Regions from separate parts of the Homo sapiens genome. Here region 1 is linked to region 2. Evidence: read pairs that join two places in POLR2A ChIA-PET (ENCODE). Cell type or tissue: Panc1. All regions are shown on one strand. Each heading gives the region's core, and the rest is flanking DNA. Links, peaks and the distances in the headings are about the cores only.

What was found. ChIA-PET counts read pairs that join two places held together with the same protein. Peaks named below come from ENCODE experiments on the same cell type or tissue, not always from the same donor. Only the 100,000 strongest peaks of a DNase experiment are listed, where the experiment ranks them.
Region 1: POLR2A ChIA-PET joins it to region 2 with 11 read pairs; 4 of 35 experiments call an interaction of 5 or more read pairs at or near these places.

Annotation. Positions count from the first base shown.
Region 1 is chr5:96,317,959-96,334,518 of GRCh38, reverse strand. It overlaps LOC101929710 (a long non-coding RNA gene), which reads right to left. Exons shown (of 5, transcript NR_130776.1): 3 at 15,975-16,046. It overlaps LOC107986365 (a long non-coding RNA gene), which reads right to left and starts at 7,502. Exons shown (of 2, transcript XR_001742457.1): 1 at 5,690-7,502. LOC124901034 (a long non-coding RNA gene) reads left to right here and starts at 753. Exons shown (of 2, transcript XR_007058881.1): 1 at 753-1,026; 2 at 3,536-4,092. It also overlaps a transcript of CAST not described here. In Panc1, for the core only: no CTCF peak of the experiment used is centred there; a DNase peak (open chromatin) is centred at 9,608; H3K27ac peaks cover 2,669 bases.
Region 2 is chr5:96,120,876-96,137,435 of GRCh38, reverse strand. The region is part of intron 1 of LOC101929710 (a long non-coding RNA gene); the gene reads right to left. It also overlaps a transcript of CAST not described here. Among named protein-coding and RNA genes, the nearest start is that of MIR583, 50 kb to the right of the region's middle. In Panc1, for the core only: no CTCF peak of the experiment used is centred there; no DNase peak of the experiment used is centred there; H3K27ac peaks cover 4,584 bases.

The DNA of each region.
Region 1 (16,560 bases), core at 5,223-13,222, 200 kb before region 2:
CAGGCCCTTCCAATACAGTTCCCTGAAGATGGCAGAACCTCCGATGGTGTGGCTTATAGATGTGCAGGGTCCTGAGTTTCCCAGTAGTGAGAACCAGGCCACCTCACCCAAGTTGCACTAGGGGTGGAGGTGGGTGGGTGGGCTTAGGAATAGAACCTCCAGCCTTTAAATGGACCTTTCTGGCCCAGCCAATAAACAACTAAGCAGTGACTGTGATAGGCTAGAGAAAAGAGGTCTCTCCTAGAATTTTCTGCACTGAGCAATCCTCCAAGGATGCCTGACTGCCTCTGGAGAGCAGAACCTCCAATAATGACTGCTACTGACCCTTGCCACACTCTGGAGGGAGAATTTCAAACTTGAATTAACAATGAACAACAACAAAACTGTGCTATATGACATTTCTTGCACCTGAGTATTATAAAGAAACTTCAGCCCTAATACAACTCAATTTTCTGAACAAAGTAGGTAGCAAGTTTGCTAATAGTGAGGAGCATATGAAATGGGTGTTGAAGTGAGGGTCTGAGACCCATAAAAATATTTTTAAAATATAGAGTCTTGGACTTACGAACTCAAAGAATGTTGATGTTGGAAGGGACCTGCTGCTTGCTCCAGTTGAAGCTGCACTGTACTCCTTTTGCATGTATTTTTAAAATCAGAATAAATGAAGCTCAGAGAGGCTAAGGGTTGCATGTAACGCCACACAGCTTAGCAGAGCTTCAGCCTGTTCTCTCTCATTTTGCCTTCAGTTGGAACAGACACCCTTTCCAGAGCCTCCCTGAGCAATCACTGTGCTGAGTACACCCCTCGCCCACCAGTATTGCTCCGCACAGAGGCCTCCCCAACTCCAGGTCTCACCACAGAAGCTTGAGCAGTCCAGTTCCCTACCCACAGCTGACCTCCAACAGCAGGAAGAAGGAGCTTCAGCTTTGGACCTGGTCCCTGGCCCCACCTGACTCCAGGAGGCTGCCCAGATCAGAACAGGGAGGATGCTGGTTTCAGTCGGGAAGACCAAGCAAGAAAAAAAAGGTGAGAAGGCTCATGGGGCCCCATTCCTTTCCATTCACTTCACTCACACAGGAGGAAACTGAGGCCTCCCAGCAGGTCAGAGACTTGCCCGGCCACCTAGGGCGTCTAAGTCAACAGGAAAAGGCTGCTCATTCTGGTTTTTCTTTTTCCAAGCCTCTTTTCCAAACATAGAGCTCCTCATCTGACCGTGCAGAAAACAGCAAAAGCCTCCCTGTATTAAAGTCCCACCAGGAACACACTGTACAGGTCACTCTAACTCGGGCACACACTGAGTCCTGGAAGTGCAGACAGAGCCAGAGGAGCCCCAAGCCCCTGCCCCTGTTAACTGGGTCACCGCTTCACACCGAGAAGTGGGAGGGGAAAGGCAACAATTTGCACTTCGTTGATGGGATATTAATGGAATCAGGGAATGGCAAGGAGAGACGCTATAAAAAGACAAGAACTTCTTCCCTTATAAAATTGGCAGCTCAAGCCCCAGGTCCTTAAAGAGAGAAAGGACAAACAACAAGGACCAAGGCAGCAATCAGCACGCTGAGCGATAGTGGCCAAAAGGAAACCACCTGGCTGGAGTCAAAGGTACAGATGGAACCCAAGCCAGGAGACCAATTTGTGTGGAGGAGGGAAAAACAGGGCTGGGCAGAGCCAGAAAAGGCTGTTAGGATACCTTTACAGCAAACTCAAGCCTCAATGGGGTGTATGTGAAGGCGTGGGACAGCTCGGCAGGTCCTTGTGGAGCTGCTAAGGAACCTATGCAGTGTCAGCAGTTTGAAGTGTTAGCCGGACAGTTTTCTTCATTATCCTCCCCCTGACTTGCACCTAGAGATAAAACTACCCCATCATGTCACATTTGTAGACGTCCATGTCGTCGCTCTGTCCTCAAGTTTGGACTCACATCTCAGTTTCTGGGACTTGTAAGAACAGGTATCTCAAAGGAAGGCACAATATTCTGCATGCAACATGATTTTAGACGTACACAACCATTTTTATTTTAATATATTTTTATCATCACCCACTACTTAGGATAAGCAATATTAATTTTATTTATCATTTAAAAATTTACTAAAGTAAAAAAAAAAAGCCGAAATCAATTTAAAGAAAGAAAAGTATTCCAGCAAAATTAATGAAGGTGATACACAACAGCCATAAGTCTGGGAAACGCTGCTCAAGGTACTCCCAAACAAGGGGCAACATTGGCTGCAGAATGAGCTGTGTCTCACCATGAGCCTGAAGGAAAAATACAAGGCTGAAACATGGTCTTATAATAAATGGTGTGAATTCTCCTACCCTCCGTGGCTACCCCTGAGGTTTGTTTTGTTTTGTTTGTTTTGGGAGAAGAAGGCTTTTATTGATCTCTTGTATAAACTTTCCAGATGGGCATATTTGATTTTCCTCTTTTACAACTGGGGGACTCTGAGGCCTCCTTTATCCCAGATCACTTACAGAGCCAGTGATTAGGTGAGCCATGAGGGGCTTCTGGCTCCTAACAAAGTTCTCTTATAGAAGAAGCAGAAAAGTGTCAGGAGTGACTGTTCCACCTTCTGCCAATGACATGTTGACTGTGTGATAAGAAACAAACTTTGGCCCATGAATGATTATATCCCCATCTTTCCTCTCCATATCACTATCATCTAAGGCTGAAAAAGCAAAACCAGTTAGACAAGGATTTAATCCATAGTAATCTCTGCATTGAAAAGCCTTCCAAATCTGTGACATTTCTGTCTATAAACCCACCAGGCAGGGATAGTGCCAGGATAAAGATGAGATTCAGTAAATATGTAATGTTGTCAACAAAATAATCTCCTTAAACTCTGACCTTTGATTCAGCTAGTTACTTGCAGAAAATAAATAAAAACATATTTAAAAAGCATGTTTTTATATGCTGGTGAGTATATAAAAACAAGGAGAATAAACTGCAATACAGCATGAGCTGATTGATTGAACTGAAAAACAGGAATGATTTGGTGTTTTGCCTAAAATAACTGAAAACATGAATGATGTAGTATTTTTGTTTAAAATAACTGAAATGTTTTTCAACAAGTTGATTGAGTTCATTACTGCTGTTGGTACAGGCTCTGCCTGTGTTTCCCGGTTGCATAACTTAGAAGTGGGGGATGCCACATACTTCCCCTTTGTCATCTTCTCCTACCTCCTCCTTCGGTTTGGTTTCATGGAGTTCTGTGTGTAAGAAAGGGAACAAGAGTAACGGAGGTAATCTGACATTTAAGGAAAGATAAAGGAGAACTAGATGTGGAATCATTAAACTGGGTTTTAGTCTCTTCCCCTGGTCCTCAGTTTTCTCATGTGTAAAATAAGGTGATAGGACTCCTGAGTCAAGGTTTCTTAACCTGTAGTCCACACCCTCAGCTACATAAACCTTCTAAAACTGAACATAAAAATCTTTCCTGGAAATGGAATCCATAATTTTTATCTGATTTGCAAGTGTCATCAACTGTTGTCCTAGATTATTTTTAAGGTCACTTCCTGATCTAGTATTTTATTATTGTCACAGGCAGAAAATCCCAGCAGATATGCAGTGGCATGGATCCAAGTGACAGAGATGAGCACAGAAGTTACTGCTTTCCTTATTCCTCTCCTGATGCTGAGCACCCATGACTCTTCACCCTCTCCCGAAGTCACTCCAGGGTCCACACACTCATACATAATGGGCTACCTTCTCAAAAGAAGGGAACCCTGGGTTCAGAACACAAGACATAATACCTTTGCTGTTATGAAATCATGAAAGAATTCTTGGATGTTCACAAACTAGATTTGCCCAGCTCCCACAACATCTTATTTTCATTAGCTTTGACTAAAGGGAAAATTCCTCGTGACACTGTCAAGGGAAGCTTTAGAGCGACTGAAGTCATATGCTGATTGTTAGAAGCTTCTTAAAAGCATGATTTTCGTTGCCATCTAAATGTATAGAGGCTGATAAACTGCATAGGAACTGGGGAAAAAGGGGTGAGAAGAAGTAATAATAAAACGACGAGCTATTGAAAAGGTGTGACCATTAAAAAATCCCCAACTGATACATTTGTCCATAAAATGAAGCCCCTTGAGACATCACCATGTTTCCTCTGTTCTTACTAAGCTAAGTGAGAGGTGAGTGGGCACTGAACCTTCTCCCTTCCTCACTGACACAGAGATGGTGGGGGAAGCCAAGGGGAAGCACCTCTCTTCTGTCCACATCTTGGAGTCTGGCTAACTCTTACCAAACAAGGGAGAAAATATGTCTTAGGTGGAACCATATAAAACTGCCATCTTTGTAAATGGTCTTTTTAAATGGTTTTTTAAAAAACCATCTTTTTAAAAAATGGTCAAATATCAGCAATTTCATATGGTTCAACTATGCAATATCTCCAAAGCAGGACATCCTAACCATTTGGGTAATGACAAGGTGTTCCTGACTCATTGTTCTTTGGCAGAAATGACTAACTCTGGAGAAAAAGACAAGAGATGGGTAATTCACTGTGAAATCAAGTTGGCCCATTCTTAATGATTAAAATAATGTCCTAAAAAGACAGAAATGTTTAACTTCCAAGATATCTTTTAAACCAACCCAGAAAATAGAGTTATGCTTCTTACAGAATTCAATTTAACAAATCTCTGCTCAGAGCCTAATTTGCACAAAGCACAGACTGCTGAATATAGGAATATTTGCAGAGTTTCTTGAGATTAATCTGATAGTGAGGGAGAAATCCTTCAATACATGGAGAATAGCTAATGCCACAGGAATTATTTGTTAACAAAGAAAGGCATCTGGGTCATCAGCACCATTTCTGAAATTGTTAAATCTTGACAGTAACGATTACAGCTTTGTTAGGAGCAGAAAATGTCAGGAGCATAAAGAGTAGCCTGACTTCTCATGTTAGTGCTACTGGACATGAGGCCTTCTAAAGAAAGCAATAATGCAGTAAAATAAGACTCTGGCTTTGTTATTTCTAGCTGCAGCTCCCCAGGGAAACTGGGCAGTGGGGCCTATGTTCTAGGGGGGATCCCTGTAAAATTTACAGCATCTGTGGGCAGGAGCAGGGCTCCTGTTGATTGACATTCCTAGCAAGGCCCATCTGTTTGTTCAGCTTTTTCCTGAGGGAGCCAGAAAGGGCTTGCTTCAGTTTCTTATAATGAGTTGAAATTCCTAATAAGAGAAAGCTTTGTGGTTGAGTCAAAATATTAAGAGAAGTAATATGCTGACATTTTAAAATTCACAACTTTCACCAATTTAAAAGCACACGTTATCACACTGTTTTCTTAACATTTCTCTTCCTGGTGCAAAAGTGAGGCTAATTGCACTCTTGCACATACCCAAGTGGTTTCAGAGAGGATCCAGGGTCTCCACTGGACCCTCAGTTATCAATGAATCCACAAGCATTACTGCTACTAATAGAAGATGATAGATAGTAATAATAATAAGCTTGTAATAATAAGGCCAGCTAAAACTTTATGCCAAGAAAGAAAATTTAAGATATGATTCTTGCCATATGGGTTGGAGAAAAAGAATTCATAAATTATTTTAAAAGTTACTAAATAAAACACAGTTAGGACATTCTTCATAATTTCAAAATATACCATATGAATAATAAATGCCATAGGGCTAAGGAGAAAGGGAATCTCAGATGGAAACTGGAGGGGTCTGGAAATAACTGAGGAGGCAGAGCTTTACCTGATGATTTCTTGTTTTGCTTCGCTTTTCCACAATGAGAAAGGGAAGGTAAGTTATACCCAGTGAAGAACCAGGATCAAGAAGCAGGAAATGGCATGATAGTTAGAGCATAGAAGAGCTTGGCTGGAAATGAAGGGTCAAATATTTTTCTTGGAGGAGATAAAACCTAACTAACTCAAGTCTTAAGTCAGATGGTCTGAAATGCTATTGCAGGTCATGTCACATCTTTTCTTGCAGTGAGCGAGTGAGAAAGACTGATGGTTTGTCAATCTTTTTCTCCATTAAAATAACTGGCACCGAATCTGCCTTGATTTCTGCTCCTCTGAAAAGTGTACACAAACGCCCAGAAAGGAAACCTAGTAGCAAATGGATATTCAGTTCTATAGCCATGTCACAAGGAGAGAGAGAGAGAGAGAGAGAGAGAGAGAGAGAGAGAGAGAGAGAGAGGGAGAGAGAAGGAAAGACAGAGAAAAAAGCAAGCTAAATTCATTGTTAATGCTTCTGACCTGCAAAAACAAATCAGAAGATAACTCCATCCAGTGCAATAAAACACTCATCCAGGCCTTCTGGGCAATTCCCTGGGATTTGGGAACCCAGTAAGTGGCCTGATGGAGCTGACAGATGCCATGAGTTTTTAACATTTTTCAGAAGAGCAGTTAGAAAGAAATAGTACCTGGGATCTTTAATCGTCAATGAAAATGCCAAGGAAAGCCCAGCTTCACAAGAATGAAAGCAGCAAAAGAATAAACAAAAGTTGATTATTTCAACCAAAGCTACATGTGTCCTCATTTCAGAACCAGTTGAGTTGCTGGTAGAGATCTGGGCTCATTAGGGGCATCTGGTGGAGGAAGCCGGATGGCAGGAAAGCAGAATAATCATCTTCATAATCACTAAGATTTGTACAGCACTTTACAAATTGTAAGGCACTTCCAAATATATGATGTAATTTAAAATGCCCAAGGCTGAGTGAGATCAACAGAGTGAGTGTTATCCTCATTATAAATACACAGAAGCTGCTGGTGCATAAGGGACTGCCCTAAGTTATCCCTAGAGTGAGTTGTTGAATCGCTCTTCTGATCTCTGATCCATTGGTCACAGAATTGTCTTCTCTACCTTAGAAGCACAACACAGTTAAAAGACACATGCGAAGAAAACCTTCTCGTTTATTTTGTGCTAACCCAAGATGTCTCTAAGTGTCTTGAAAACTTTATTACTGATTCTAAAATTATATTTTCAGCCCATTATTCCACTGAGTGTTGGGGGTCACTCTGCCGTTTTCAAGGGGAGAGAATTAACGTCCTAAAATACTATTTGTAAATCATGAATTAACATCTTTCCTGTAAAAAGGATGGCACTGGTTAGCTACCATTCTTGAGAGAAATGAGAAAATAGTTCCTCAAATAATTTTCTGTGTTCTGTAGATTGAATAAGGATCCCAGTAGTATACTTTATCTTTGAAGGAGGAATCCCTTGGGGATCAGAAGGCAGTATCATGCTTTTTTCTCTTGTGTGGCTACTGCAATAAAAGTCATGATAATGATAACAATTACCATTTATTGAGAAGTCACTATATGCGAAAAACTGTAGTAAGTCCTTTACACACACTACCTGATCTAATCCTTACAACAAATTTGAGATTCAGGTGTTATTATTATTACCACTTTACAGATGACAAATGTGAAACTCAGGAAAGTCAAATAACCTTGTCCAAAGTCATACACGGAATAAGAAACAGAACTGAAATTAAACTGAGATCAGTTTCACTCCAAAACCATCCCCTTGCCCATGATATGCTCTCATTATAGATGGCAAACTTTACCATTTCCATTGCTGCACAAGGTGATTGCTTCTGCTCCATCCCCCTTCAACCGTTCCAGAGAAGGAACAGCTACCACTTCTGAGCAGACGGATAAAAACACTGGTTAAGTAACAAATTGGCCCCTGACATTTGAATCAGTGTTGAAACCTAAAATAAGTATAACATCATAAATCATAGAAGAATAGAACTTGGTGAAATCTCAAGTGATCATGAACTCTATTCATAATCATTCAATTAACACACTCACTGAGAATCTGCTGTGTGCCAGATAATGCGACAGATGCTGAAGACAAAAAAAAAAAAAAAAAAAAAAAATGAAAAGCCATAGTTCCTGCCTTTGAGTAATTTACATTTTTAAAGGAAATACAGGCCTGCAAACAAACAATGGCAATACCGTTAACAAGTATAATAATGAGGTACGTACAAATTAAAGAGGGGGCCCAGTGAAGAGAATGATCAACAGTTTGGGGTTCCAAAAAAGCTTTCTAGAAAAAGATGCTTGAGCTGGGTCTTAAAGTAGGAATAGGAGTTTGACAGATAAAATTATGTGGGAATGATACTCCAAGAAAAGAAGAGGAGAACATTCAAAGCCATGGGATATAAAAACACATGTAATGGGGACCTGTGAATAGTTCAACATCGCTAAAGTTTAGGATGAGAGTAAGGGTAGTAGAGACATTAGACTAATGAGGCTTGTCATGGAGGACCTTGTAGGTCATTCAACGTGAGATGATATGCCATTGAAATCAGAAGGGAGATTACCACAATAGATTGGGAAAGGGTGGACTAGGAACTCAGCAAAGCAGCAGCACCAGAAGAAATGGGTTAAAGAGGAAAGGTAATAAGGGAACCAAATCAACATAAGTTAACTTAATGACTGATTAGATGAGACAGTTTGGCAGGTAATAGGGGGTGGGGAAAAGTCATGTGGATGATATCCAAGTTCTTGGTTTGGTTGGATGACTGAACGAGCAAGTTGGGTGAAAAGACAAGGTATTCCGTTGGGAATAGTTTGAGATGGTATCTGTAGCACACCGTTGGTGAATGTTCTGCAGACCCTTAGATATGTGGAGAGACTTAATGTATCATGTGGATCGCCAAGTTGGGTCTTTGTATACCCAGCCAAAACAGAAATCTACCCATTGGTGCCATCTACCCATTTGTGCCATTTTCCTCACCATGAAAGACATTGGCATTGTTAATTTATATTGCTTCTTTCTAAGAGATCGGAGGCTGGGTGCGGTGGCTCACATCTGTAATCCGAGCACCTCGGGAAGCCAAGACAGGCAGATTATTTGAGCTTAGGAGTTTGAGACCAGCCTGGACAACATGGTGAAGCCCTGTCTCCACAAAAAATACAAAACTTAGCCGGACGTGGTAGCATGCACCTGTAGTCCCAGCTACTTGGGAGGCTGAAGTGGGAGGATGGCTTGAGCCTGGGAGGTGGAGATTTCAGTGAGCTCAGATCACACCACTGCACTCCAGCCTGGGCAACAGAGCGAGTCTCCGTCTCAAAAAATAAATAAATAAATAAAATAAATAAATAAAAAAATAAAAGAAAGAAAAAGGAAGAAAGAAAAGAAAGAAGGAAAGAAAGAGAGAAAGAAAGAAAAGAAAGAAAGAAAGAAAGAAGAAAGAAAAGAAAGAAAGATTGATTGATTGCTTGGAGCTGATTTTACATCCCAAATTTATTTATATGCCTGCAAATAAGCATGCATAGGAATTCTCTAACTCTCTTTTTTAATAGAGATTCTAGTCTTCAGCTTTAGTTTCCTACCAATCAACCATTTTATTTTATTTTATTTTTGAGACAGGCTCTCACTCTGTCACCCAGTCTGGAGTGGAGTGGTGTGATCTCAGGTAACCGCAACCTCTACCTCCCGGGCCCAAGAATTCTCCCACCTCAGCTTCTCAGGTAACTGAGATTACAGGTGCTCACCACCATACCCAGCTAATTTTTGTATTTTTAGTAGAGACGAGGTTTCACCATGTTGGCAAGGCTAGTCTTGAACTCCTGAGCTCAAGTGATTCACCCACTTCGGCATCCCAAAGGTTTGGGATTACAGGCATGAGTCACTGTGCCTGGCAACCAATCAACCATTTCTTATACAAATATAGAAAGGATCATATGGAACAATGACCAACTTATATATAAGAACCTGTTTACTCTTGTCACTTCATAAAACTTAAGTGGAACCTGGGGAAAAAGGTAAGGGTTATAGTAGTGTACCTTGTCATGAAGAAAAAAAAAATGAGTTCTCAAATAACACACATTAAGAGACTATTTTTGTATATAAAAGCTTGACCATTTTTTAAAATGTTTAATTGGGTATCAGGTCCTTAGGGTGCAGTGTTACAATAAAAACCTTGAAAAACTAAAATACATTCATATTAATGTTTTCTCCTCATAAATGCCTTGAATTACAAATAAAGAATTACCACAAGATGAAATGAGGAGGAACATTCCTTCTATTTTAAAGACTAAAGAGTGAAGGTAGGGAGGAAATGAACTGATATGTCTCATGTGTGTCTAAGTAGGCAAGAAAGGCTAAGGGAGAATTGTTAAAGGACATTCTAATTACGATTAGGATAAAGGCCAGTTCAGCTAAGCAGTCACATCTGGCTTCTAGTGATACCATTCTACATAATGGAAATAATAAGTTAAGGTAGTAAGATTGTTGGAGTCTCTTGTGAATATTAGACGTATTTCCTCAGTGAGTCAGACTTAGAATGTCAGAGAGATCAATTTATGTGATTACAATTAATAAGGTAATTAAGAAATGGAGACAGCTCAAGAGGATATTGCCTGATAATTAATAACCAGCTGGAAAGGATAAGGGTCCTAGGGAATGGTGAATTAAATAAAGATCAGCTTGGAGAATTTCTATCAATAAGATATGGGCTATTTTTTAAGGCAGTCAGGGTTAGTATCTGAAGGCCATCTGCTAAAAAATAAAACTCTAATTAACAGGATTTTTGGAATTTCATGTCCTATAACATTTTAGAGAGGCCAGAAAGAAGGACAGAAATAGGCAGGGAGAAGGAAAGAAGAAAGAAGGTCAGAAATAGGCAAGGAGAAGGTAAAGGAGAACTGCACTGTTCATGGAAAAGAGCACGTGGTCTAGAGGGAAGGACCCAGTTCTACCTCCACCTCTGCCAGAGATGAGCTGTGTTAACCGGAAGGAAGCACTTCTCTTCAGGGCCCCTGGTTTCTTCATTTATAAAATGAGATGATTGAACTGTATAGCCTCTATGGTTCCCTGTAGCTCTGAAATTTGAATTATAAACACAGGTCCTTAACAATGACAACCCTTAAAAACTAAAAATGAACACTTGGGCCAGAACAATAAGTGGTCATTTTTGGCTATTGCTATTGACTAGATACCAACAAGCATCAAAGCTCCTGACTTTAAAGAAAAAAATTAAAAAGAAAAATATGGAAGGAATTGTCCCATTTTCTTAAGTCATGCACCTGAAAATAGCAATGAAAAATAAAGCAAGGGACTATGGTTTATTTTTCTTTGCAGCTCCCGATACTTGTAACCAGATAATTTATGGTTACAGGAGGTCTAGCTACAACTATTGACAAAATACCCCTTGTCATAAGAAACAACATAAAGCATTCACCTCAAAGCTCAATCCCCTCAGTGACAATGTTCTCTGGAAACCAAAGCTTAAAAATCCCTGTAACTTGTTAAACTAGGAATTGTCCTTGCTAATCAGACACTCTGGTGGTTAGGTAAAAACATCTTTGAAAAAAGGCACCAAATGTGTTATGTACACAGAGACAAGTGACAGAACAGACAGCTGCTTGCTGGGACCTCAATTTACCTCCCACTTCTCCAAAAGGCTTCAATACCTGAACATCGACTGAAGTTTCTAGGCTGAAGTTTACACAAATGGAACTGAAGGGTCAGAGCAGAGAGTTGCAAAAGTCAATTTTCCTCAGGCCAAAAAGCAAGGTAGGCAGGTTAAGCAGGGAGGGGACAAAAGCCTTCATGCCACCGTATACTCACCCAGAACAAAACAAAAGCAACATGTGGGAAGAATAATGGCAGAAGTAAGGGAAGAGTCCCTTTCTCCTCCTTATAAGCCCACCATACTGGGAGAATGCAATGTAAGGGTGAAGAAAGCAGCTACCTCTGGTTTCTACCATCATCAGTGTAGTAGTGGAGTTGGGGGAAAGCATTTTACAAAATCTAGTAATTTTCTGATATGTTGAGGCAATGTGGGGTTATTTAGAACTTGAATATAAAGATATCAGAAGCTGCGGCAGGAAAACACGCAACTGAGAGAAACAAAAAAGCAAACAATGGGGTCTCTTTCAAAGTTTCTGCCCCTGTCCCCTTGTTCTCCTCTGGGCCAGAAGCTCCTGCACATTTGGGTGGATGGGAAGGCCTGAAACATCTAATTGCTGGGCCCTTCCCAAGGGTCTCAGATGGCATGTTCTCTCTTCTCCACAAGCACCTAGGCACCAGAAAAGCTGCATAAGAATGAACAGCAAGGCATTTTCAAAGGGGAAAACAAGAGTCATTCAGTGACAGGCAGCTTGTCAAGCAGGTGTAAATAGATAAGGGCTGTGGCTCCCGGTTGGAGAGGGATGATGGGCAGGCTGTGAGGCAGGAGGTAAAGTTCATTGTTGGTGTCCCTACAAATGACCGTAGCACTTTCCTCACCTCTGGCAAGGCTCTCTTCTCTGGGATTCCTTACACAGCGTACCAGCCTCTGTAGCACCCTCAGGGCCAACCAAGCAGCCTCCCAAAATGTAGCTGAAGAATCACAATTCCCAACTCTGAGGTTCTACTTGTATTCTTGTTTCCCAAGTTAAGCAGTGATGTAAATTCCAAGAGTAGACCACCAAATAAATTGGGCACACCAGATAAAATAGACTCCCTTCTATGGATACTGCACATCAAAGGGAACCCATTCTTTCAGGCCCCAAGGAGTAGAAGAATTATTTTGGCAATAGACAGTTTGAAAGGATTGTAGTTTGTGATTAATTATTTAAATCCCAAGTATTTAACCTAAGACATCCAGATAGGTAATCAGTGAATAAAGCTCTTGTTGGGTTTGTGTCATTTTGTTTAACAAAGCAGTTTACTTGGAGAAGGGAGATACCATAGCATGGCATTATACAGAAATAATAACAATGGACCTGAAGTCACCTAGAAGAGCAGCCATGATAAATAGAGTTAAATATACTCACCAGGACATCTGTATGTCATGCTTACATTTTTCTTTATAACTCAAACGTTTTATAATGTGGAAAGAGTAACAAGCTAAGAATTCAAATCTAGCTTCCAGTTCAAGCTCTGTCACTAGCCAGTTATGTGATCTTGGGCAATTTGCCTCCTTGGGACTCAGTTTTCTTACCTATAAAATGAGGACACTGGTGACTTGTAAAATTCCTTCAAGAGCCAATTAATGGCCCAATAATCTTGGACCATGATTATAAGAATGCTCTTTTAGAAGAAAAGAACATTCCAGTCTGGTCAGAAATTTCAAGACAACCATCCAGACACACTTTGCCAATTATTCATCACTATGACACTTTGAGCCTAAGAAGGCAGCAGTATTAATGTGTCAGAATATGCAATACTGTTTTATGAGTTTGCAGGCTCTAACAAAGTGGTTATCAACCAGAAGCCATTCTCACTGCCTCAGGCAGGAGACACCAGTCAATGTCTGGAGACATTTTTGGTTGTCACAGTTGGAGTGGGGTTGGGGTGTAAGAGGCTGAGGAGTGGGAGGATGTTACTGGCATCTAGAAAGTGGAGGCCAGGGCTGCTTTTAAACATCCTATAACGCACAGGACAGTCTCCACCACAAAAAATTATCTGGTCCCAAATGTCACTAGGGCCGAGGTGGAGCTCTATGAATATAATGGCTAGGCAGATAGCTGAGTGATGAAACAGGTAGGTAACCTGGAGAGATAAGCACTCTCACCTTTACCAGGCTGTGCCCATGTAAGGATGAGGACCTGCTGCTGCAATCCTCCATTTCCTCCTGTCATCAATCTAGATTTTGTAGGAACTCATCTGACTTCTGAATCATGGCGACGACTCACCAATTATTTTAACATATTAAATTTCTGGGGGAAGGGGGACTATCAGATTCAGACTGCAGGCTGCTGGTGTGCCACCTCTGTTTTAAGTCTTAGATGGCAGACACCCAACTGCATCCCCCTAGCCTGCAAGAGAAATTGTTCAAAGGAAACATGGCCACTTGAACTATTCTGCAATTCTATGAGGTTAAATAGTTTTTCAGGGGCAAGGGACTGTCTATTGTACAACTAGGAAAAACATGCAGTGAGTGATGAGGAGCAGCAAGTTAAATGTGTTTTTCTTATTCAATCTTGAATTTAGCCTATATTCAGGTTTTGTTTATGTTAATGCCAACTTGATTTTCTCTTCCTTTAAGTCAGATTTAATCCAGGAGCCCCAGTGCTGCTCAGAGGAAATCAAGCAAAAGCCGACCGGGCACGGTGACTCACGCCTGTAATCCCAACACTTTGGGAGGCTGAGGCGGGCGGATCACCTGAGGTCAGGAGCTCAAGACCAGCCTGGCCAACATGGTGAAACCCCATCTCTACTAAAAATACAAAAATTGGCCGGGTGTGGTGGCAGGCGCCTATAATCCCAGCTACTCGGGAGGCTTAGGCAGGAGAATTGCTCGAACCCAGGAGGCAGAGGTTGCAGTGAGCTGAGATCATGCCATTGCACTCCAGTCTGGGAACCTGGGCAAAAATTCCATCTCAAAAAAAAAAAAAAAAAAAAAAAAAAGCAAAAGCCTTTCCAAAAGAGGCCACAGCCTTTTTAATGAGCTGTCAGTCTCAGCTGCTTTGAATGCTGTAACTTTCTTAGGAGGAGTAGTTACTGCAGAGCCCTCATGTTTCACCAGGGCATGAAATGTGAAGGCTCCAGAAACATTTGTTTTTCAGCAGGGCGACACAGGGATTCAACAGATCTCTGCTATGAGGAGCCTGGTTAGATATGAAGGGGTGTCAACACCTTTCCTCACTACTTCCTTTTGGGATCTTTGCTATGCCTAGTAGTGAGGAAAGGTGTTGACACCTCTTCATATCTAACTAGGCTCCTCACTGGTATCATTAATTAAAAACCACCCGGCTGGCCCTGGACTTCTCACTGCTCATTGATGGAAATTTTATCTGGCCTTTTTCTAGGTTCAGACACCTGACTTGGACAGCAGACACTCACTTTAGAGCACCTGGCATGGACTTTCTCAAATAACTAAATAGTGATTCCGTTTTCTATCACCTAATATCATCTGGAAGTTCTAGAACCCAAAAGTGAGGTTGCTTACTGGTAACTTTGAAGAGAAGGTAACAATACATTATGGTTTCTAAAGCACTTTCAGCTCATCTCACATTGTTTTCACATCTATTGTGACTGTGATACACAGAGCACGCCTGTGAAGTCTGTAGGATTGGTCTTACTATTCACATTTCATTGATAGCACAACTAACCTATATAACAACCCATGGGGAAGGTAGTGTAGCATAGATTATGGAGCAGATTGCCTGGGTTCAAATCCCTGGGTTCAAAGTTGTTTCTTATCAACTGTACAAGCTTGGACAAGTTTATTTTTCTGTGTTTCATTTTCATCATCTGCAAAATGAGAATAATAGCATTTACCTGATATGGTTTGGATGTGCATCCCCTCCCAGTCTCATGTTGAAATGTGATCCCCAATGTTGCAGATGGAGCTTGGTGGGAGGTGTTTTGGTCACGGAGGCAGATTCCTTGTGAATGTCTTGGTGCTGTTCTTGAAGTAATGAGTGATTTCTCACTCTGTTAGTTCACATGAGAGTTAGTTGTTTAACAGAGCCTGGCATCTCTCTTGCTCCCTCTCTTGCCATGTGACATGCCTGCTTCCCCTTCACCTTCTGCCATAATTATAAGCTTCCTGAGGCCTCATAAGAAGTCAAACAGATGCTGGTGCCATGCTTCTACAGCCTGCAGAACCATGAGCCAAATAAATGTCTTTTCTTTATAAATTACCCAGTCTTAGGTATTCCTTTATAGCAATGCAAAATGTACTAACACACTACCTCATAGGGTTGTCATGAGACTTAAAAGAGTAAATATATATGTAAAGTACTTAGGAAATGGCCTGGCACAAAGTAAACACTGTAGCATTAACTACTAATGTCATTTTCCAGAAGAGGAAACCAAACTACTAGATATTCCTGGCAGTCTGACAGCTGGGAACAGACTCAACCATTTTACTGTCACTCAATGAAGAAATCAACAAGCAAAGTGCGGAGTGATATGTCAGTTGCCCATCATGCAAGGGGGACATTGAGAATTTGAAACCTTGGTCCCTTGACTTCAGATGCAGTGTCTTTCCATCTCACCATGTGGCCTTGGGTATGATAGCATGCCTGGGAGAACAAGCAATGAAGGTGTAAAGATGTATGCAACACAGCAACTTGTTATATCTTACTTTGAACAGTACCAAGAAAGCCTTCATGGAGTGCTGAAGTATATGAAGACTATGGCCCTCTGGAACCAAAAGCTGTGGGAGCAAGAATAAAATTAATCAGTCCAGAAACACAGTTCCTGAAAACTTGTGGAGCTATCACCATTATCTCTGAAATGTGTGTGCCAATACATCGGCAAAAAGCATTCACTTCCCATAGAAGGTTCTTTGAGTTCGGTTAAACATACCAGGCTGAGCTGGAAGTGAAAATAATTGCCTACTCCAGCACTGGAGAGTTTCAAATACATAGCAACTTGCTGGGTGTCCAGAAATTGATCACTTCATCATCCAGCAATCCAGCCAGGGGAGCAATTGCTCCAGTAGGAAGGTTAACAGGCAAGAAAATGAATCAGCGTCTTATGGTTACAAATATGTTTTTGCTGCTCTCACTACAAATTGCTGTGATTTTTTTTTAAGTTCAGATGCCTAGATATTTTACTGCTCAGGCTATCAAGCCATTGAGCTATTGTTACAACAACTGACCACGCCATGATAGCATTATCATAGCTGTTTTTCTGTTGTTGTGTGGTCAGCATTATGGATTGGGAAT
Region 2 (16,560 bases), core at 4,644-12,643:
GGAAGATGGTAAGAAATCCTTCAATAAATGAATGGATAAGCAAACTGCAATATATCCATATAATGGAATATTATTGAGCAATAAAAAAATGAGCTATAAACCCATGAAAAGACATGTATTAATCTTATATACACATGGCTAAGTGAAAGATACCAGTCTGAGAAGACTTACTCTATGATTCCAATTATGTCACATTCTGTAAAAGACAAAAGTAGTGAGAAGATAAAAAGATCAGTGGTTAGGGGGCTCATACAACTGAAGCACCAGAGATATTCCAGATCATTGAAACTATCCTCTGTATTACTGAAATGGCAGATACATGAGAGTTGGTCCAAACCTTTACAGCACAAAGGGTAAACCTTAAGGTATGAAAATTTAAAAATATAATTTAGGAGCTCAAAGGATACCAGGATAGCCTGCAGAATGTGACAAAGCAGTCTAACTGTATTAAAAAATTATGAAACAACTTCACAGAAAGGAGTGGGGACAAAAAGTGCTAACCCAAATAGCTTCGGAAGTAAGTGGAATATGTAAGACTAAAGGCAAAAAAACTGTCATAAATATTGAACTCTTGTTGATAAAGTTGTTTCCCCTGCGAGTATGGGTTAACAATTCTGATATCATATATATAATGCAACAAATTAAAAAATGAATGACAGCTGAGGAAAGCCAGTTTTTCTCATTGTTGGAGGGAGATTACAGATGAGCAAGAGGAAGAGGCTAGAATTACACAGGTAGTAATAAATTAGCATTGTGGATGTTAGTATAAACTCATATTGAGCATAATATAGACAGATGGTTACATATAGAAAAATATATTCATATATGTATATATAGATACATTTCCTTGTTTTATCAGCTGAGGTGGCCTTGAGGCAATGACACTGCCACAGCAGCAGGCATATCTAGTGTCCAAATGTTAGCTTGTTTGTTTTCTAATACAGTATCCAACAAGAGGAACCAGGGCTCCTTGGAGAAGTGGCTGATTCTAGAACTGGGACAGAAAATATGCAAGTTGAGCCTGGAGTATCTTTAGTCCCAGAAAGCTAAGGAAGTGCTCAAAAACAAAACAAAACAAAACAAAACAAAAGAGGTGCAATTATGTCAAATGGGCACAGGAGACAGGAGCGAACTGAAAAAATTTCTTCTAGTTAATAAGTGGGGTGAAGGAGGAACACTAAAATAAATAACATAATATCAAATTAGAACCCAAAATATAAAATTAACATCCACTGCTCTACAGCACTTATTGACAAAAATAAGTGATTGAAGAAATACATAAATAGGGGAGAAGAGAACAAACAATCTCACTGAGAGAAGAATTACAAATAATTTACGTAGACATTGGACCCTCAAAAAGAGGTTGAGCATAACTCTCCATTCTTTAAGTGTTTGGGCTACACACAGAGTGCAGTGGTGTGATCTCGGCTCACCACAACCTCCGCCTCCCAGGTTCAAGCGATTCTCCTGCCTCAGTCTCCCGAGTAGCTGGGACTACAGGTGTGTGCCACTACGCTCAGGTAATTTTTGTATTTTTAGTAGAGATGGGGTTTCACCATGTTGGTTGGCCAGGATGGTCTCTATCTCTTGACCTCATGATCTGCCCACCTCAGCCTCCCAAAGTGCTGGGATTACAGGCATGAGCCACTATGCCTGGCCTCATATACACATTTTTAAAATAAAGAAAAAGAAAATAGGGAAAAGGCTGAGAGGGATGAATGGAGGTTGGAGGTGAGGACACAGAAGGCAGAAACACAAGACAATGGTGAGATCCTAAGCCCTTGGGAAAAAAGAGAAATCTTGGAATCTACTCTTTCCCAGGCTATAGATCTGAGATCTCAAGGTTGTCCTACCTAGATCTTAAGAGTTAGAAATCTCCAGCTAATGTTTGGTTAATATTAGTCAACATCTCATATTATTCTCCTAAGATTGTGCTAACTTCTCCCTTACCCCTTACCTAAACCACCACCATACATCCAATTACTTAAGCTAAAACCTAGGAGTCATTCTTGATTTTGCCTTTTCCATTACCTCCCATAACCAACCCATCAGCAATTCTATTTCCAAAATAAACTTTGAAACTATTTTCTTGTCTCATTCTCACTGCCACCCCTGGTCCCAGACACCATCATTTTCTTCCTGGCTGACTTTAAGATAATTCTATTTTCCCTTTACACACTCTTGCTTTGTATACTCCATCCTTTCACAGCAGAGTGATATTTTAAAGCAGTAAGTAAAATAAATTATTTGTTTAAAGTCATCCCGTGGGTTTCCATAGCTTTGAGGATTGAATGCAAACCCTTATGGTGTGGGAGGGAACCTGGCCTGTCCTGCTGTACCACCCACTCTCAATAGGCTCCCACTATGCTGCCGGCCTTCTGGTCCCTGCAAGTGCCAAGCTTTCTCCTGCCACAGGACTTGTGTTCTCGCTATTTCCTGGAAGTGTCTTTCTCCTTCTCACTCCATTTTCTCATCTTTCCTTGTCAGCTCCCATGTCCCTCCTTGTGGAGGTCTTCCCTTTATATTTTATTCAAAGTTGTCCCCACTTACCACAGGCTTTCTTTATTTCCTTCATAGCACTTGTTAAGATTTACAACTTACTTATGTGCTATTCTTCCTACTAGAGGCAGAAAACCGTGGCTCTTTCACTGCTGTATTGCCACTGCCTGGAACAATACATGGAATGTATAGTAAGCACTCCATAAATATTGACTGGGTGAGAGACTTCTTTATTTAGATGTTCTCCTGTGCCTTTAGGTACCACTGGCCTGCCACCTCTCTCTTCCTATGGCTTAGGGAAATCCACAGGGCTTGCTACCCCATATCTTGACTTTTGTGTAGCCCTTTCTTGCTTCCACACCAGACTTCCTACAAATTGACTCATGCAAACAGGCCTCAGGTGGGCTGTGGGTGGGAGCAATCCCTTGGGTCGCCCTAAAGGCCCAGGAGCAGCTGAATCCCAGTAGAGGCACAGATTGGGCTGAAGCTGAGATTCTTGATGTATTCATCATTGAAGTCTGTGCCAGTTATTCAGTAAAGCGACTTTTCACAGATGTAATATATATCTTAAAGACTTCTGAGAAAGAAAATGGAGATTGCATTGCCCTTTCTGAAATCAGTTTTAATCAAAAAGAGGTTAGAGAAACTCTATGGGGTGAAAGGCATATTCTTGTGGGTCTGCAGTTGTCACACGGTTTTGGTTTTATGTTTGTATTTTCATTTTAATAGTTCTGTAAACAAAAAATTCACATGAGCACATTTGGGGTAACCTGGAAAACTGTAACAGAGCACTGTAGCGGCCTTTTCAGTCCTTTACAGGCATTTGTGATTAATTGTTACCAACTAAAGGCCAAATGGTGTTAGTTCCCTCACTGTAGAAACGGAGGTTTTACGGTGGTTTAAACAGAGTTGTGTTCCTCAACGTTTGTTGCCAAATATGTGTGCCCACATCACTTGTTTGGGGTAAAACCTCTCACAGAACCTTGACTTTCACTGTTAATCTTAGGAGTCTGAGGGCTTCAGTAGCAGCCCACAGGGGCCTCTCCAAAAACACAGTGGGGAAGTTGAGTGAGCAGAACTTGACCTTTCGTAGCCCTTGTTCCTGTTCTCCAAACCCTGGCTTCTCGTCTTCACCAATGCAGCCCCCCTTTTCTATTTTGTACATCAGTCTTTGTGTAACCAGCCTGTTGATCAAAGTGCATTGTAAAACAAGTTTATAAACACTTGCCTAGACCATTGCAGTTCCAGGTAAGAATTTAAAATATTACAAAAATTTGTAATGAAGATTTTATTATAGCCTTATTCAGAAGGAAAATATGGGAAACTGGCTCAAACTCAGAACCATAAGCACAAGTAAATTTCCATTTAAAGCAAAATGAAACACATTTCAGTTATACCACTTAAAGTATTGGAATGGGATACTTCACCCCTCTCATGTCGTAAAGAATGTTACAGAAAACCTCAGGGTGTCACAGTGAATCAGGGGTAGAGCCAAGACTAGAACCTAAGGTTTCTCACTTTTGTTCCAGCACTCCTTCCATTATTCTGCCTTGTCCCCACATCCTTTTTCTCTCAAAATTACCTCATTGAGGGAGGCTTAACATTTCTAGGAAAACTCATGTGTGTGTGTGTTTTTTTTTTTTCTCAAAGCGTTTTGAGGGGTCTATGACCAGAACCAAAAGTGGTCTTTAAGCCAGAGTGGATACATTTGCTAATCTCTTAATGTTAACTTTTGTTTTGTCTGGTCACAGCATATTATTCTTTTCTACTTTATTCTTTTGCTTCAGCAAATGCCTTGAGTGTAAGTAAGACTTTTAAAACACTTTCTGTTTCTTCCTGACATCTTTGGAGTTAAGATGTACCCTTCATGTGACAGACTTGGTTACAAAAGAAAGCACTGTAATTTTGCCACTTCTGAGGCCTGACTCTTGCCTGTCATCTTAATATTTCTGAAGCTCTAATCTGAAATACACTGATATCCTTATCTGGCATGTGGATTCCTTTGTATCTGTTCCTTTTAGCATCTTGTCTTATATTCATATGTCTAGAGAACTTACTATAAAGTCCAGTGGATATGCTTCAAGATTGCTCATAAAACTCTCATTCTATAGGTTTACTACAGCTGGGACATATTTTCCTTCAATTTGCAAGACTGTGTTAACCAGGTTGGCTATAAATATTTATATAATTTTCCTTCTGTCTGTTCTCTCAGTCCATGAAGACTCAAGAAGGTCTGCCTTTCTATATCCATAGTCTTTCAAATTAAAGATGAGCCATTCCTTATCACACATTGTCACTCATATGTGGGAGCCAAAACAGATCTCATAGAGGTAGAGAGTAGAATTGTGGTTATTAGAGGTTGGGAAAAATGGGGGGCGAGAATGAAGAGAGGTTGTTTAGTGGGTACAAAAGTACAGTTAGATAGAAGGAATAAGCTGGAGTGTTTGATAGCACAGTAAGGTGACTATAGTTATCAGTAATTTATTGTATTTTTAAAAATACCTAGAAGAAAAGATTTGAAATATTCTCAACACAAAGAAATAAATATTTGAGGTGATAGATACCTCAATTACCCTAATTTGATCATTATGCATTGTACAAATGTATCAAAATATCACATATACCCCATAAATACATGCCATTGCTATGTATCAATAAAATTTTTTAAAAGAAAAAATGGCTATTTCCCTAGTGCAGGCTTTCAACATTATCTTTTGCAACTTTACTTTTAATTGCTTCCCTCTTTCCCTCCCTCCCTTCTGTCAAAACATACTCATTGACACTGCTTCTGTTAAACAGTGTTTGATTATAAGTATAGCCATACATTTAAGATTGGATTGAGTAGCTTCAGATACTATGTTTCCTTTGTGTGGCTGAATAAAGCTTTGACTATGTTGTGTGTAGAAGAAATTGAACAGTTTTGAAATGTTCTACTACATTTTCCATTTTCTGGCTTTTGCTTTCTAGACTTATCCAGTTGGGTTTGTGTCTTTTCAATGTACCCTGCTACTCTTGCTGATTGAACTGGTTTCAGACATGTCCCATGGCTGCCAACATCACCTGAATCGAATTTCTTGTTTTGGGTCCTCCCTGTGTATGATTTGATACTTATGTTTGTGGGACTTCATTTTATTTTCTAAAATGCTATTTTTCTGAATTATCAAAAGTTGGTGTGAACTCTTCCCAACTTCTAGGAAGTTAGCAGTCTCACCTATATGAGAGCAAATACAGACTTCCTGGGCTCATTGCTCTCATGTAGGTCGCTGATAAAAATAAATACCTTGGTGCTTTTTCTCTTAATGTAAAAAGTAGGTTACGGTGATCCCAAGGAGAATATCTTCTCATTTTACTGTGTTACAGAAATGCTGCTAGGCAGCAATCATGTAAGTCAATTGCTGCAGCTCTGCCATTTATTTTTCCTGAACATCCCACAGCTAAATGTAACATACGGCAATCATGCTTGAGGTTTTATTTTATTTTATTTTAGTATGTATGTGTGTGTGTGTGTGTGTGTGTGTATAATAACAAGATATTAAATTTACAGCTGCATTCCATTCTCCTGTGATAACTGATGTTAACAGCCAGTTGTGCAGGCTTCCAAAAATATTTAAACTTAGAGGCACATAGAAAGGGTTTTAAAAATACTATCACACTGTACATATTACTCTACAATTTTCTTTCATCACTTAAAATAACTTCATAGCATCTCTCTAGGTTAATAGACATATACTCTTTTTAGTAACTGCATGATATTTTACAGTCTATATATACCATAATTTATTTAACCATTACCCTATTGATGGCCATTAAGTTTGTTTCTATTTTTCACCACTGAAAATGTTGTTTTACAACATTACAATGTAACAATGCATATGTATTTTCATTGTGCTGCTTTTATTGCTGTAGGATAGATTGGGAAACTACAATTGCTAGATAAAGGTGTATGTATGTTTCTTATTGTGATAGATATTATTCATACTTTGTAAAAGGTCATAGCAATCACACTTCACTCAACGATGTAGGAGATTGTCCATTTTTCTGCATGCTTGTAAGCAATGGATATTTTTACTCTTTTAATTGTAGGCTAAACTGATGGTTATAAAAGAGTATCATGTTTTAATTTTTATTAGATAAGGTCAGTATCTTCTTTTGGTTTGTTGGTTAAATTTTATGGTCATTTGGATTTTCTCTCTTGTAGATATCCTGTTAAATAGCCTTTCCCTCTCTTTGAGTTGTTTTTCTCTTTTCGATTTGTAATATTTTATATTTTAGAATTAGTAATCTTTTATGTGCAATTTTAAAAAATAAACATGTAATTTTAACACAGCTTTAGATTTGCAGAACAATACCCTCCATACAGTTTCTCCTATTTTTAACATCTCATATTAATATGGTATACTTGTCACAATTAATGAACCAGTATGATACTTTATTGTTAATTAAAGTCCATATTTTATTCAGATAATATCCTTAGGTTTTTTTTTTTTCCTAATGTCCTTTTTCTGTTCCTGAGTACCATCCAGGAGACCATGTTACATCTTCTGTGTCTTTAGGCTCCTTTGTGCTGTGACAATTTCTCAGACTTTCTTTGTTTTTTGATGGCCTTGACAGTTTTGAGGAGGACTAATCAGGTATTTTGTAGAATATCCGTAAATTGGGATTTGTCTGATTTTTTTCACATATTGGACTGGGGTTATGGGAAGTGCTATTTTAATTGTATCAAATTGAAGATACATTCTATCAACATGACTTAGCATTGTTGGTGATGATCTTAATCACTTGGCTGAGGTAGTGTTTGTTATGTTTCTCCATTGTAAGTTACTCTTCCCCACTAACCCTTTTTTCACAGGTACTCTGGAAGAAAGTTGCAGCCCAGGGGACAGCAAGACTCCGTCTCAAAAAAAAAAAAAAAAAAGTGTGTGTGTTTTCTTACCTGGTGCATTTATTCATATGGAATTGTATGTAATCTCACATAGTTGGCATACCGATTTCAACAAAGTACAATTAGTTATAAGGGATGCCTCAAAATACCACACTCTGGGTAAAAAAACAAAGGTAATCAAGGCAATGCTATTATAATTAATACTTTTTAGAAATAGCTTCATAGTATTTGAAATCATAAACTTTTCTACTTGTCAAAGTTTTGTTCCATTTTCTAAATGATTTCATGTTTTTATTAGAGTCCTTTTCACCAAAGTCATATTGTTCTTAATATGTATAATATAGAAAAATATCTCTGATGTCATTTTAAGCCTAAATTATTTTTAAATGGATCGGGAAATAGTAGTGAATACTTTATTTCATGCATCACTGTGCCACTGATGATCACTCTTATGTCAAAAGTGAACAATTTCCTCATATTACTGAACAATTTCTTCTCAATAAAGCAGTGATTCATGACAGTTCCTGATGAGAAGTGTCTGTCCTATTGTAATTCCTTCTTCATTTACCTGGTGCAGCATCAGCCAAAGGCCCAGGAACCAGAGAATCTGAGCTTCCTGTGACAGACTTCCAGGACAAGACTTCCTCTTGTTGAAGCTTGCCTCTCTCACCCACCAGGTTCATGAAACAAATCCACTCAAGCCTAGCCTTCTCTGAATTGTTATCCACCCACTTTAATAAAGATCTGGGGGCTCAGCCAGACCATAACCAGATTCATATTCTATTTACAATCTGTATACATTTTAAATGAAAGCATATAAAACTGTCTTGGGGGATATTAAGAATGAATATGCACAGTATATCTGGTCTAGATTGCATCTGACTTTTAACAAAAATATTTAACATACACCTGTAATAGGCCAGAAATTCTATTTGCTAAGGATAGAGAAGAGTGCAAAATGGACATGGTCTCTATTGCTAGGTAGCTCAGTCTTAAGGTCTTTGATTTATCATTTCAGCTGCAAGAGAAAACAACATACTTGACTTAGCCTGGGTCTCCTGTAAGCCTTTTAAAAAATAAATAAAAGATAATGAAAGGTCTAACTGAAGCTCAATCACTGGCCCTACTTTCACAGCTTTTCAAGTGAAGTCTCATATTAAATGAAATAATCCATCTTAAGATGTCCTGTACATGACCTTGTGCAATGTAGGCCCTGAGGAAGCAGTATCCATCCCACCCATTTTTGGGGGATCCATTTAAACCAAGTTCTACTGTCCTTCTGAACTGGGGTTCTGCAAGATAATTAAGCTCTAATGTCCAGAGGCATCAGTTAATGGAGTGAATTAATTTCACTTCTATGCATCCAGAAGGGTACTACCTATGTACCACTCTCAGGAGACAAGAAAACAACTACTGAAGTCGTTTTCAGTAGTGCTTGCTTCTCTCATGCGAACCTCAGCTGAAGTTGAGAAAGGTTGGAGGATAGTGTCGCTTTCACCTTCTGTTTTAAAAAGCAAGGTTAAATTGAGGGGAAAATCTAATTTGGTAAAGGCACAGACCCTAGAACAACAATAAAAAATAAACCAGGAGCCAAAAGGTCTCTAGAGAACTAAGGAAGCAAAGAGAAAAGTTAGACTCACTGAAGGTGAGTGCTCTAAGCAAAACCTAACTGTGCAGAGTCCAGGGCCGAGGAAACATCAATCAGACTAAAATCAAATACTGTGTAGTTAAAACCAAAATAAACGCTCCCGTTCACAAAAAGAGACAGACCAGAAAAGTTTAGAAAATATTATGCTTCTGTGTATTCCTCAGGGGGCTTCAAAACATTTGATAAACCTGCTAAATGCTCAAATACCCTGCAATATTCTAATTACACGAAGGGAACAGGGCATGCCACTAAAAATCTCAAGACTGAGAAGTTATCCAGATGAGAAAGGTTTATGTCAGAAGTTAATTTGAAATTCCAAAAAGTGCTTAAAATAATTTATTTTAATTACTCAGTGTCTCTTTCCCAGACAGGAAATTACCTAACTCAAGGACATAGAAACTCATCATGACCTTATTCAAAGCTGACAAAGACACAACAAAAATTAATCTGTAGAGCTTCAGTGATACTGAAGTTAACATGTAAATGCCTACATCCATATAGTTCAGTCGCATGAGGCACACATGCAATAATTCATAATACCATATAATTCATATCATTACCAACAGGGTTTATCACAAATCGACTTTAAGCAAGTGATATAAAAATTAGATTTATATTTAATGCACTATTGTAAGTTGCACCAATTGCCAGTGTTAACACTGGCAGCATTTGATGCCAAAAAAGCTTTTAAATGCTTGGAAGGAGAATGCTTTCCAAAACTGTTAGGAAAAAAATTTTTAAAGGAAATTGGGAACAAAAAAAGAGAGAAGAAACATTTTTTTCTCTTGTAATTTAATATTCTGTAGAAAGACCATAAAGCATACTCTAAAGAAAATATATTTGGACTTCTCAATCAAGGACAGATGAAAACAAACTGCTCTTCCCTCCTCTCTCCTTCACAATTCATCAGTACAACTAGGAGGTGTGGCTGGGTGAAGTACTCAGCTTTCAGACACAGCAAGTGGTAACACTTGAGGATATTAGCTCATTTTCAGATGAATTTACATTTCATTTTTAAAATGAACACCACCTGTCTGAATTATCAGGTAGATTTTTAAAATGAAATAAAATACAGTGAACAACAATAACAATGAAAGTTTATCCCTAAGAGTATCTTTCTTCACACAACCAATTACTGAATTTCACAATTTCACAAAAATTGTAATTTGTAATGATGCATCTAATAATCTCCTCTGGCCACACTCTACCATTTAAAATAAATTCAGGTAAAATTATCAGAGGTGATTGCAAATAAAGCTATATATTACGCTCACCTTGATCTGTAACTTGACTTTTGATAATAATGCTAAGTTATTCCAACATATTTTAAAGTCCTTGGACATTGAGCTGTTCAAATACCATTGCCAACGAAGATTTGGATCGCCCACATACTTATGCCCCTAACATACAAAAGTCATAAGTCAATAAGCCTTCAAAACATGGAGGACCTATTTACTTCATCCTTTTTCAAGTAATTAGAAATGGTAGAGGCTAGAGCCCAAGTTCTGGGTCCCATTGAATTCAAAATATGACTTTCTAATTTCTAAGGTCATAATTTTGTGATCTTAACCTTTTTATACCTTAATTTTCTCACCTAAAAAGGAAAATAATATCTTCTGCATAACGCTATTATAGAGATTAAAAAAGATGATTTATACAGTGTTTTGTACACAGTGTTTTTGTACAGTTTGTGGTACATGGAGATAAACAAATAACTATAATTATTGTGAAGAAATTATGGATTTTAGGATGCCCTAGTTTGAATACTTACAAATACAACAGCTACCTTGGTTTTAGGAACTATTTAAGATAGCTTACAAAGATATTTAAAATATAAAGTCACTAAGTCAAAATGTAAACACTAAAAAGAAAAAGGGAAAAAAAAGATGAGGTTTTAAAAAAGGCAAAATATCAGAAAAGATGAGCTTTATCAGTTATATATAGTATGAGTCCTAAGATGGAACAATGACTTAGGAAAATAAATCAATAATCAACTGATACTAAAGCAAGATAGAAATTTTTCCCAAGAGTTATTCAAAAGAGGACAACGAATGGAACAAAAACATCAACAATACCCTTATAAAAGATAAATTTCACAATCTATTTCTCAGTATAGCTTCCCCACAAATTGCAGCTATACATTTTTTTTCAGAAGTCCCATACGGAGCAACCACAAGCACTTTTTGAGTTTGAGAAATTATTAATATAACAGACTTTGTGCTGAGTTTGCAAAGGAATTCCCAAAGGAACCTTTCCTTCATGGAGCAAAAATCTATAATTGTTACCCTATCAAACAAGCACACACACTCTGTACTGATTCTTCTAAAAGAGGGTCTTCATGGAGAAAGGAGAAAGCAGGTAATTTTTGAATGAATAAAGAACATTTCTGCAAAGAAAGCAAGAATCATACCAGAGATCATAACTGTAAGTACTCTGTAGAATTTAAGCTTTAACACCTCCTCATGCTTGTTAAAGTCTGTTTTCTCCTAGTAAGCAATGTCAAAACCCTGAAAATGAAAGGGACAACAAATTAGAAAGACTGCATTCCACACCACTGCCGGTTTGGAAAGGAAGAAAGGGAAGAGAGGGGAAGTCTGTGGGAGCAGACTGAAGTAGTCCCTGTGCCAGATATGTCCTGGAAAAGTTGAGCAGATGGCTAAAAAAAGATACAGAAATACCTCATAGAAAAGGAAGAATGATAATATCTGACTGTTATTGAGCGCTGAGCACTTTAAGCTGAGTGTACCATTTTAAGTTTACAACAACCTTACGAGGATAGTACTATAATTATATCCTTTATGCAAATAGGAAAACAAACACAAAAATGTTAAATCATTTACTAGCATTTCCACAGGGCTTGCAAATACTAGAGCCAGGATTCAAAGTCAGGCAGGCAAACTCCAAAGCCCTTTGACATTGCTGCACATTAGATGAAAAATCCACTTGCACATCTGATCCAATGCCTCACTATCCGAGTTAGCTTTGAACTTTAAAGAGCTAACCTTTAGATGCCTGCTCCATCACTGAGAAAAATTATTGAGGTCACTGTAGATAAGAAGTTACAGTTATTCATATCTACCCATGAAATATGACATTTACGGAGTTCTTAATCACTGGGCTAGCAACCCAACAGTCACTCTTTAAATTTACAGGGACTTTAGACACCATTTAAAATGTTAAGCAAAAACCTATCACCAACTTAAGGAATACATCCCATGACTGCTTTGCTCTCAAAGGCTGCAGAATCTTTCTAAATAACAGGCTTAGAATAATCTACATAGAATCAGAGTCTCATTTGGTAAGGTATGGGCAGTTACGATATACATAAACTGTTCTTGTGGGTTAAGATATCTTTGCCCCAACCAAGTGGTAAAATTTTGTTCTAAGAATCGGGCTACTCTTTTAAAAATTTAATCAAGGGAGAAAAGAAGATAACCACAGAAGGCTAGTCTTTAAAGTCTACTGCTGTCCTATTCAAATATCAAAAGACAGGGTAAACAAGGTGGACATAAAATGGTACTGAGATAACTTTCTCATTATCTTCAACACAAATTATTGTGCAATAGTTGCTATAACCCTCAGTTCTGTAAAAAAATTTCATTGTTTTGTTACCACTCTTACTAACTTATCTAACATTTATATGAGAACAATGTTTAAAGTGTTGGTCATCACTATTAAGAAATACAGGTACAGACTACTATCAATTTGCTTATTAAGTAAATAACTATGTAAGAAGCTCATCCTATGACTATAACAGGCACATCCTACAGGATAGGAATTAACGAAAGGAAAATGGAACAAAGTAAGGTCCCTGTCCATAAAGGGTTGATACATTAAGATGAAAAAAATTGGAAGTTATAATGAATTACAAGTAAATCTGAGTCAACCATATAGTTGGATGTGTTTCAAGATTTTTAAAATCACAGAGTTTAAAAAGAAGAATAAAAATGCTTGAAATTTTTAGGTTAGATCATTTAGAGAAAAATAAGCATAATAGAATTCAACTGTCTTAATAAAAGTTTCTGAGGGCATTAATAAACTCTGTCTTAGAGTTGGGCATGGTGGCATGGACCTGCAGTCTCAGCTATTCAGGAGGCTGAGGCAGGAGGATTCCTTGAGCCCAGGAGTTTGGGGCTGCAGTGTACCATGATCTCACCTACAGATAGCCGCTGTGCTCCAGCCTGTGCAACATAGCCAGACCCCATCACTGAAAGAAGATAAAATAAAACAAACAAAAAGCCAAGCTCTATCTCTGCAATAAAATTTAGGAAATGAAAGTTTGATCTGAGCAAACATAAGGACAGCCTTAATGATTGGGATGATTAAATTTTGGTGAAAAAACAGGACTTTTCCAGATCTAAAATCTGAAACATCAGTCAATTAAATATTGACCATCTTTTTGACAGAACCAACTGCAAAAATTGTGTATGGAAACAAGAGGTAACTGAATAGAACCTCAGGCCTTGTGACGCTAAAAAGAGAATGAGAAAGACCATAAGATAGGCAAAGCAGGGGGAAAAAAAATCTAAGCAATTTTAAGGAACGATAGGCCATTTCTTTCTAATATGTTTGCAGACCTTAAATAAGTGTTTTAATGTAAAGTTTTTCATTTAAAATCAGTTCTCAATTCTCCCACTCGGGAGTTGAACCATAGGTGCATTAGTATAATTGAGAAGGCATTTCCATCTTGTTGAATTTACTGTTAAAACTATTTTGCAATGTGGGTACATACCAACCTTCAGTTGTACCCAGTAAAAAGCCAAACTTGGAATGAACCAGCAACTGTTTTGCTAATCTATCAAGCAAACAATCCTCAAGTAGATAGCCCTGAGTTGACTTTTCCATCAGGCCAACCTTCAATTTTGAAAATAGCTACTTAAAATAAAGCCTTAAAATGCATGCCAATAATGTAAAGGTGTCAGAGCTTTATTTCTGAGTTCCACATCATGATTTTGTTTTAACCCTGTCAATCAACAAGCCTTCAGGAAGACAATTTTTTATTAGACATTAATAATGTGTTCATTATGCCCACCACATGGTTAGTAAAAAATGGAGAACTGGCCTAGGTGTCCAAGTAAATAATGATGAAAAATGATCACTTAAACTTTTGGTTTCCATACCTCCTAATTTCACAGAGATGTGGTAAGAACATGATAAAATAATGGATATGAGTGTTTCTCTTAAAGTCATTCAAATTCAAGAAACTATTATTATAAGCCTAATACGTGTATCCTAAGACCCTCTCAATGGCATAATAATGAGAATAGAACATATCAAAGAGACCATTGATGCATTTCTATAGGTCAAAAAACTAGATCACAATAAAACAACAACAACCATCCCATTAGTTCAGTTAATTCACATTAAGCATGTATAGAATGCCTACTACATCCTGAACATTGTGGAGATATTTCTTGTGCTCTGGGTATAGAAAAATTAATAAGAATGGTACTCAATATTTGGAGCTTACAGTTGTTCCACTGACTATAAATGCATATTATCTGATAAATAATGAAAATGATCACACTGTATGAGCTGGACAGTTACTTTATTTGACCTCATAAAGCAGACATAAAATAAAAACACAAAACTGATGCTGCCATCTGAATATCCATTAAACATCCACATAACAAATTTCACTTCTATAAATATATCAGCTTGAAAAAAACAAAAAGCAAACCCAAAACAAAACAGTAAACTCTTGCTTTCAGTTTTTAGATAATTATCTTATTTCTTCAACTGATATGTGCACATGAAGTTTGAGAATAAACTTTCTACCCCCTCGAACACATGGATGCAAGAGAACCACCTCCAGCCCGAACTGGTTATGATTTGAATAGCAGGTCTCAAACAAGTTCGACTTTACCTTAACTGGAATTTATCTAACTCAAATATTGCCAGTGCCATTTACTATTTTTATTGAATAGAAAAAAGGCTCAAAATCAATTTGGACTATACTCTTGGGGGTTGGGAATTCACAAATCCAAGGAAGGAACTTTTGGTTCCAGAGTTGAGTTATAAAGGAAAAAAAGTATCTCAGCATTTCAAAACTTGCTCAGAAAGGAAAAGTTATCTTTGCATTATAAAGAAGTTCAACACAAGAAGTATTCTCTCAAGTGTACAGCAAAATTTTTACTCTACTTCTGATAGGAAGAACACAAATGCATGTTTGAAGCTAAAAAGGGTAGTTTCTCAAAACTTGTATTTTTTGCCTTTGTGATTTTTTTCCTAACTAAATTGAAACTGACCAATGAGATTTTGAAAGAACTCCATTGTTCAACAGTATCCTATAATCATAGAAGTAGTTCTCACTAATCGCTGAAATAGCTTAAATAATTAGAAATTACAATCAATACCACTTGAAGCCCTGCCAACCTAAAAGACACAATTTTGCAGTGGAAAAAGAAAATTAGAATGCTTAATTGCAGAAGGAAGAAAAGATATTCTTACTGAAAGAATGAACTAAATTTGGATTAAAATTATATTTGTTTTTTTGTCACAATACCACAATCATTTGTTTCAATCAAGAGCAGGGGTGGGCAGGGGGTGGGTGGAGAAAAGGAGAGAGGGATCAAAGCACCTTGCTTAGTAATAGTCCCTTCCTATGTCTCTTTCCATCCCAGGAGTGTCCCTAGGAACACTGCATTGCCAGCCCATTTCTCACTGACCCAGCAAGCACACACAAATTTTCCTATCCTGGGAATCTTTGCCTCTAAGAGAACTAATAACATGATCCCATTGCACTTACACTTCAATTGAACTTGCAAATGAAATTTGCAGACTAGGATGATCAATTGTATTTCTTGGCTTGATTCAACTTCAGAGCCTCACCGCCAAAACGCTGACTGTGTAAACTCACTGAAACTAATCTGAGCCTTTCTTTAAGCAAGTTCTATCCTGATCAGGTTGCTTTTTTTTTTTTTCATCAAAATGAATGCAAGCTCAAATACTGGGTGGAGTTAGCCCCTATGATTATTACAAAACACTTATCAACCAGAGTGAAACTATGAAAGGATTAGATCCTGAAGACTGTCCTATTTAATAGTCCTAGCAGCCAGGGACAACAACAAAAACAAAATTTATTATGTGCCTATTCTGTGCCATACACTGTGCTTAATCTTAAGAATATAAGTCAAATAAAACAAAAGGGCTCCCCCAAAGCCACATCATTTATTCAACAAATTAATGTGCCAAGCACTATTTTATATGCTGGGGCTAACAGCAGTGAACACTACGCCCTTTTGAAGCTTACATTCCAGTGGGCATAAACAGGCACTCTTTTAAAAATCAATAAGAAAGTCATGTGGTATTTTAGATGGTGATAAAAGTCTATAAAATAAAATTTAAAATAAGCTGGGAAATGGGTAGATAATGCCTATAGTGGGAGAGTCTTGACTTTTTAAACAAGGTGGCTAGGAAAGGTCTCACCAAGTACGTGGTATTGAAACACGAGTGAATATCACCTTTGATATGAAGGTGGAGGTGAGAGAGTAAGCCAAAATGGCTATCTGGAGAAAAAGTAATTGAGGCA